2 separate regions of the Homo sapiens genome follow, and region 1 is linked to region 2. A link is a contact called in ENCODE Hi-C or POLR2A ChIA-PET data. All regions are on one chromosome and are shown on one strand. The core of a region is the stretch at or near the end of the contact, and the rest is flanking DNA. Distances in the headings are between cores, read along the strand shown. Region 1 has its middle 10 kb from the start of MIR4703. Region 2 has its middle 48 kb from the start of INTS6-AS1.

Region 1 (2,972 bases), core at 260-2,759, 41 kb after region 2:
TGCAGGAGATGTGACTTTGAAGGAGAGGAGGATTCCAGGCAGAGGAGACCATAAGTACCAAGGTCCTAAGGCAGGAATGCCTGGCAAGTTAAATGACAGCAGAGTCCAGTGTGCAGAATGAGTAAGGGCGAGGGAATTAAGAGATAAAGTCATAGAAGGTGCCGAGGAGGGGGGTGAGCAGGTTATATAAGCTTTGTAGAGCATTATCAAGACATTGGTTTTTACTTTGAATGCGGTGGGAAGATTCTGAACAGAGAAGTGACATGATCAAACTTAATCCTCTAGAAGATTATTTTGGCTACTGTGTTGCAAATAGATTTCAGAAAGGCAAGAATGGAAGCAGGTAGATACTAGGTGCTCTGGAAACACTTGCTTATTGTAAATTGTATTTTTACATTAAGTTCTCTCTCCTTTTTTTTTTTTTTAACTTACTCTACCTTTAAACAAATTTATTTATTTTCTTATTCTCCATGTATTTAGGGTGCAATATATTCACATTTGGAAGCAATACAATTGCATTTCTTTAAAACACGGAATAAGTTTCAGACTTTTCACCATCAGGTCAAACTGGTCTCTCATTTGACATTTCATTTTCTTTTCCCTAATTTGGGCAAAAGGTTAAAAATAGTTTATTCTTCCTGAGCAGAGACAACTGCAAATCAACAGAAGTACATAGCAGTAGCCATAACACTAATGGCCAATAACTTTTGAGTGTTCTACATACACTAGGCACAGTTCTAGGTGTTCAGCAATGACTTAGCTCCTTTAATCTTCACAGTGACTTGCTGAGGTTGGTACTATTTATCATTCCCATTTTCACTGACAAGGAAGAGAAAAGTTAAAGAACTACTTGAGATTACCCAGCTGGCACATGGCCAGGCGAAGATTGGAACAAAGCCTGCGGAGCTCAGAACCTGTGCAGTTGACTGTCACATTATATCACTCTTACCTCCCAGCGATCTACAGTAAAGCCCCCACCAAGGGACTGAGGAGAGAGGGAAGGCTTCAGGAAACTTGGACTAGAGAGTACGCTGTAAAGTGAGTCTGGTCCACATGATATTATCGTGGTCCGTATATGGAGGAATGATATGTTAACACAAGGGACTGGAATGAAAAGATAAAAAGAGTCAAGACCACAGGATAACATATATCTGGGTTTTCCCAGCATTGCCCATGGAATAGAGAGCTGTATTTATTGACCAGGAGTACCCTGATCACGCAGAGTAAGAATACTCTATTGCAGAATGGGACAGCACATCAGGTTTTTCTGCAGAGTGAATAAAACACCCCTCTAATCCCCCTGTGCTGGTTAATGAACAAATGGCATTTCTGTTTATAAATCAGCCTTTTGTGAGTTTGGTTTGCTTGAATCAGCACCTCCCCCTTCCCTACAACCCCCTCTCCCCCTCAATCACCTACTATTCCTCTCCCATCTGCCTCCACTGCCCAGAGCTTCATCAGTCCCTCCACTTCCCCCGACCCCTGGGCTGAACTATAGTGACTACGAAAGCTGCCGGCTTGCACCAGCCAGCTAGCTTGCCAGCTTTACTCACCACCATTCTGAGTGGCTGTTCTGAGTTGTTTACAGCATAATACAAATTTATCTGGGGAACGGCTTTTAAGTTATTTTTGTGCCATGGTTTTGATTTATTTAAGCTTCTCCCAACTAATTGAAGAAGCTTAGTACATTTTGGTACAGAAATTTGATTTGTCATTTTGCGCTCTTGATCTGTTGCCTCCCAGGAATGTGTGGTTCCTATCTTATTTGCCATCTGACGCAGGGGAAAGCTTAGGTGGTGGACATTTATATTTTGTGCAGTTAATGTGGCATGGATTCTAGATTTATCTTTTGCTGTAACTTGGTGAGAAAATGCATTTGGAGTTTAAATAAACTGGTAACTGACAATATTGGAAAAGTACCAGAGTTTTTTCATCTGCTTCTCTCTCTGTTTTTGAACAGACTCCCAGACTCCTTCTCAGGTCTTAGCCTTCCATTTGATTCCTTAAAATTACTTAGCACACTGTTTTGTTCACATAGATAAATTTTTGCATATATTTCGTATATCTGTCTCCCCGTGTGTGTGTGTGTGTGTGTGTGTATTATATAGGTATATACTTTTAAAATTTGTTTGTTTTTAAAACTCTGCTCTAACAGAATACAGCAGTTGCTTACAGGGAGAAGAACGTGGTGGCCAGGGAGAAGGGTGGAAGGAGATTTTATTTCATTGTTTATACTATTAATATTTTAACTTTTTCAAATTTGCATGATATTTGTGAACTAGTTATTCAAGTTCACTAGTTGATTTACTTTCAAAATAAAACTACTTCAGATTGAAAGAAATTAATTTTCTCCTTATGCAGGGTCAAAAGCACCATAACATTTATGAATAAGAACTTATTTTTAAAAAAAAATAGAATAATAGGCTGAGCACAGTGGCTTATTCTGGAATCCTAACACTTTGGGAGGCTGAGGCAGGAGGATCACTTCAGCCCAGGAGTTCAAGACCAGCCTGGTCAACATAACAAGAATTCATCTTCAAACAAAAAAAAATTTTAATTAGCTGGGAGGCTGAGGTGGGAGGATCACTTGAACCCAGACATTTGAGGCTGCAGTAAGTTATGATTACGCCTCTGCACTCCAGCTTGGGGGACAGAGTAAGATTTTATCTCAAAAGAATAAATAAAAGAATGAACTGAACATGAAATGTGGTAGGCCTGTGCAAAGAATCTACAAATCCTGACCAAGAGTCATAAAGACATAAATAAATGGAAGGATAAACTCTGTTTCTGGATATTTTAATATTATAAAAAGTAAGTTCTTCCTAAATTCAAATATAAATTAAATGGTATCTCAGTGAAAATCCCCCCAAAAATCTGGGAGATGGAGGAAACGGGGAAATGTGCCAAAATTTATATTTAAAAAATATGGAAGGATAAATATGTAAGAATAATGGATATTTTGACAAAGAAGA
Region 2 (3,000 bases), core at 371-2,870:
TATGAACAGTTTGTTTTCTTACAAAGGGACAATTTACAAAGATATGTGCAGGGATTAGGCAGACCACAAAGGGATCATGCAAGTTCCTAGAGCTCGAAGGAGAAAGAATTGTGGAGTGCAGGGCCACCTTGAGAGGAGTCATGCTGGGAGACACACACACAGCTATGTGCTGGAGCCACCTCATAGGACACATGAGAGCTGACTGCATCTTTTCCCAACTTGTATTCAATGATGTCACACTGGTAGCCTAAAATCGGTCATGGTGGGAATACGGTACCATGGTAATCAGCAAATACTGTAAACCAGAACTTTTTTTTTTTTTTTTGCAGAAAGCCAGTTAAACATTTACTAGCACACCACTAGGCATAGACAGACTGAAGCAACCTCTTAAGGTGGTAGCTAAGAGAACTCACACCCAGACCCTACTCTCTCAAGGCAGAGGGAGGACGAAACTCAACCAGGAAGCCAGAGAACACAGGAGCCACTCTACATGCTCTACACAAACCATCCCCTGGAAAAGATAGCAGGGTACAGACTAGAACCGCATAGTAAGGCTACCTATCATGAATGCACTCCTGCCTGGGTGACAGAATGGCTCTCCAGTGTCTTCTTCAAGCAAGTGTGTCGACAGTGATTCAAGTAACTGAAAGAGAAACCAACAAAGTATCATTTGTCGCAATATCTCAATTATTCTCTTTTAACCATCCTTATCACTCTTGATTTTCCACATCAGTGGGGGGAACTTTGGCAGACAATTGAAAATATCACGTTTTCCGGTCAGGTCAGTGAATGAGTTTTGCTTTGTTTTGGTTTTTATAAACAATGGAAACTGACCCTGGCTAAGTTAAGAGAGAAGAGAAAGATGTGGGACAGCTCCCAGAATGAAAAAACAACCTGAAGAGTGAGACTCAGAAAGAGCAGCCCTGGGGTAGAAAGTGGTTGATGATCTCTTCAGAGCATCATTGTTGAAATCCTGGTCCTTTTTTTTTTTTTTTTTTTTTTTTTTTTTACACAGTCCTTGACTTACCCTGCTCAAGATACACTAGTCTAGAATAAAATTTGATTGGCCAACTCTCTTGGCAAGAAGCAAGTTTCCTTAACTAGCAGTCCCACTGGGACTGCCACAGTGAGGAGCCATTAGTTCCCAACAAGCAACTCACAGTGCTCTTAGAAAGAGGAACAGGAGCTGGGAAGCCAAGGAGCAGCAAACGTCCTCAACAATCTGGGACACGACCTTGCTCCAAGGTCCCTCCTAAGTTGCAGGTGGAGGGGAGCAACATTCAGACCAGTAAACTGGAAGTAATTGAGAATTAGTTGTTCTTTTAAAATCTTCAGGCATAATGTCAATAATTCAGAATGCCATAGAATCTGACATTAGAAGAGTTAATGTTTAAAAATCAAAGGTATTAACTAAACATTGGAACTAAAATAAATAGGAAACTGGAAGAAAAGCTGAAATGTGCTCCTGTATAAAAGGAAAATCAAAGCCACTGTTGTGCCATATCTGATGACCACATAAGTATGTAAGCATTGTGAGTTTGTATGAGACTTTCTGGTACACATTGGTTGTAAATATGAGGTCAGAGAAAATTCTTGGCTTCGGCAGGACACAGTGGCTCAAGCCTAGGAGGCCAAGGTGGGCGGATCACATGAGGTCAGGAGTTCGAGACCAGCCCAGCCAACATGGTGAAACCCCGTCTCTACTAAAAAAACAAAAATTAGCCAGGCATGGTGGTGCATGCCTGTAATCCCAGCTACTCAGGAGGCTGAGGTATGAGAATCGCTTGAACCCGGGAGGCGGAGGTTGCAGTGAGTCGAGATTGCACCACTGCACTCCAGCCTGGGTGACAGAGTGAGGCTCTGAGAAAGAAGGAAAGGAAGGAAGGAAAGGAAGGAAGGAAGGAAGGAAGGAAGGAAGGAAGGAAGGAAGGAAGGAAGGAAGGAAGGAAGGAAGGAAATTCTTGGCCTTTAGGGCTGTGGGTCCCCCTGGTCTGCATTGTTCTGCTCTCTCCACTCCTCCAAGCCCTGCTGTCCTTCAAGACTCAGCCCACATGTTTTCCCTCTGAGTCTTCCTGGACCAAATCCAGCCCAATCCATGATTAGTGTTTGTCATCTATGCCTTGTACTTGGCACTTTTCAAATGTCCCCTTAGCTTGTTACACACATCTTAGGTATGAGTCCTGATCTTCATTTAAGGTTCAAGAATATTGGAGGCAGGATCTCTGTCTGACAATGATAAGTTGGCTGTTGGAGGTTTACTACAACTTTATAAAAACTTGATCTTTCTTTCTTTTTCTAGTTCCTCTTCTTCCTAACCTCAAAAATATGAACCTTCACAAACGCTTGCCCTTCTTCTCTCTTTTTTCTACCTCACAATGTTATGTGTTAAAGATTGATTAATGAGAGTATACATATGAAAGCCCAGGAAGGACTTAGGTGCAGATGTTTTAATTTTGTATGATGCCCTTCCCACTACAAGGTCCCCCAAGCACATGCACATCCCTGTAATGCTTACTAATATTGATAGTATTTGCCTCATGCTACATGTACTTTCTCAATGATCTCATCTACTTGGGTAGTTTCACTGTGATCTTTTAGGGGACAACTCCCCTTCTGCCTCCAGCTGACTCATCTCCCAGCCCCAGGCCTGTATTTCTGATCAGTTGTTCTGTATCCATCTCAGACTCAGCACATCCTGAATTGAACTTATCCTTCCATACAAGCCTAGTCCTTTTCTTCATGGAAGCACTGGATCTCAAGTCATAACTGTGCTAGATGTGAGTCATACTTGAAGTCTCAGAAACATTTCAGCTCCAGAATCCCCCTCTCACCCTCCCCTACCCAATATTGGTTGCCAAATCCTGGTTGAGCCTCCCAGTCTTCCTAACGTTCTATTTTTTCTGTATTCCCATGTCCGACCTTCATTAAATTTCAACTCCGCTCCCCCACAACCATAGATCCAAGCTTTTAGGCCTCCTGGTGTTACATGTCAACAAGCTA

The links. Hi-C counts contacts between places; a loop is a spot of excess contacts on that map. ChIA-PET counts read pairs that join two places held with the same protein, here RNA polymerase II (POLR2A). Pooled maps may share reads with other maps.
Region 1: a loop to region 2 is called in a map with no recorded cell type, with 2.6 times the contacts of the local background. The contact joins two enhancer-like sites. A Hi-C loop is called at or near these places in 3 of 168 maps with a recorded cell type or tissue (CD4-positive, alpha-beta T cell, endothelial cell of hepatic sinusoid and heart right ventricle), 7 of 37 single-sample maps with no recorded cell type and 5 of 50 pooled maps. POLR2A ChIA-PET finds 5 or more read pairs at or near these places in 4 of 52 experiments (BJ, MCF 10A, Panc1 and 1 more).

Annotation. Positions count from the first base shown.
Region 1 is chr13:51,541,147-51,544,118 of GRCh38, forward strand. No RefSeq gene overlaps it. Among named protein-coding and RNA genes, the nearest start is that of MIR4703, 10 kb to the right of the region's middle. Within about 2 kb of position 1,510, at least 7 of the 41 ENCODE cell types and tissues checked have a DNase peak (open chromatin) inside an H3K27ac peak, as active enhancers do.
Region 2 is chr13:51,499,776-51,502,775 of GRCh38, forward strand. No RefSeq gene overlaps it. Among named protein-coding and RNA genes, the nearest start is that of INTS6-AS1, 48 kb to the left of the region's middle. RefSeq lists an enhancer at 2,725-2,874. Within about 2 kb of position 1,621, at least 3 of the 41 ENCODE cell types and tissues checked have a DNase peak (open chromatin) inside an H3K27ac peak, as active enhancers do.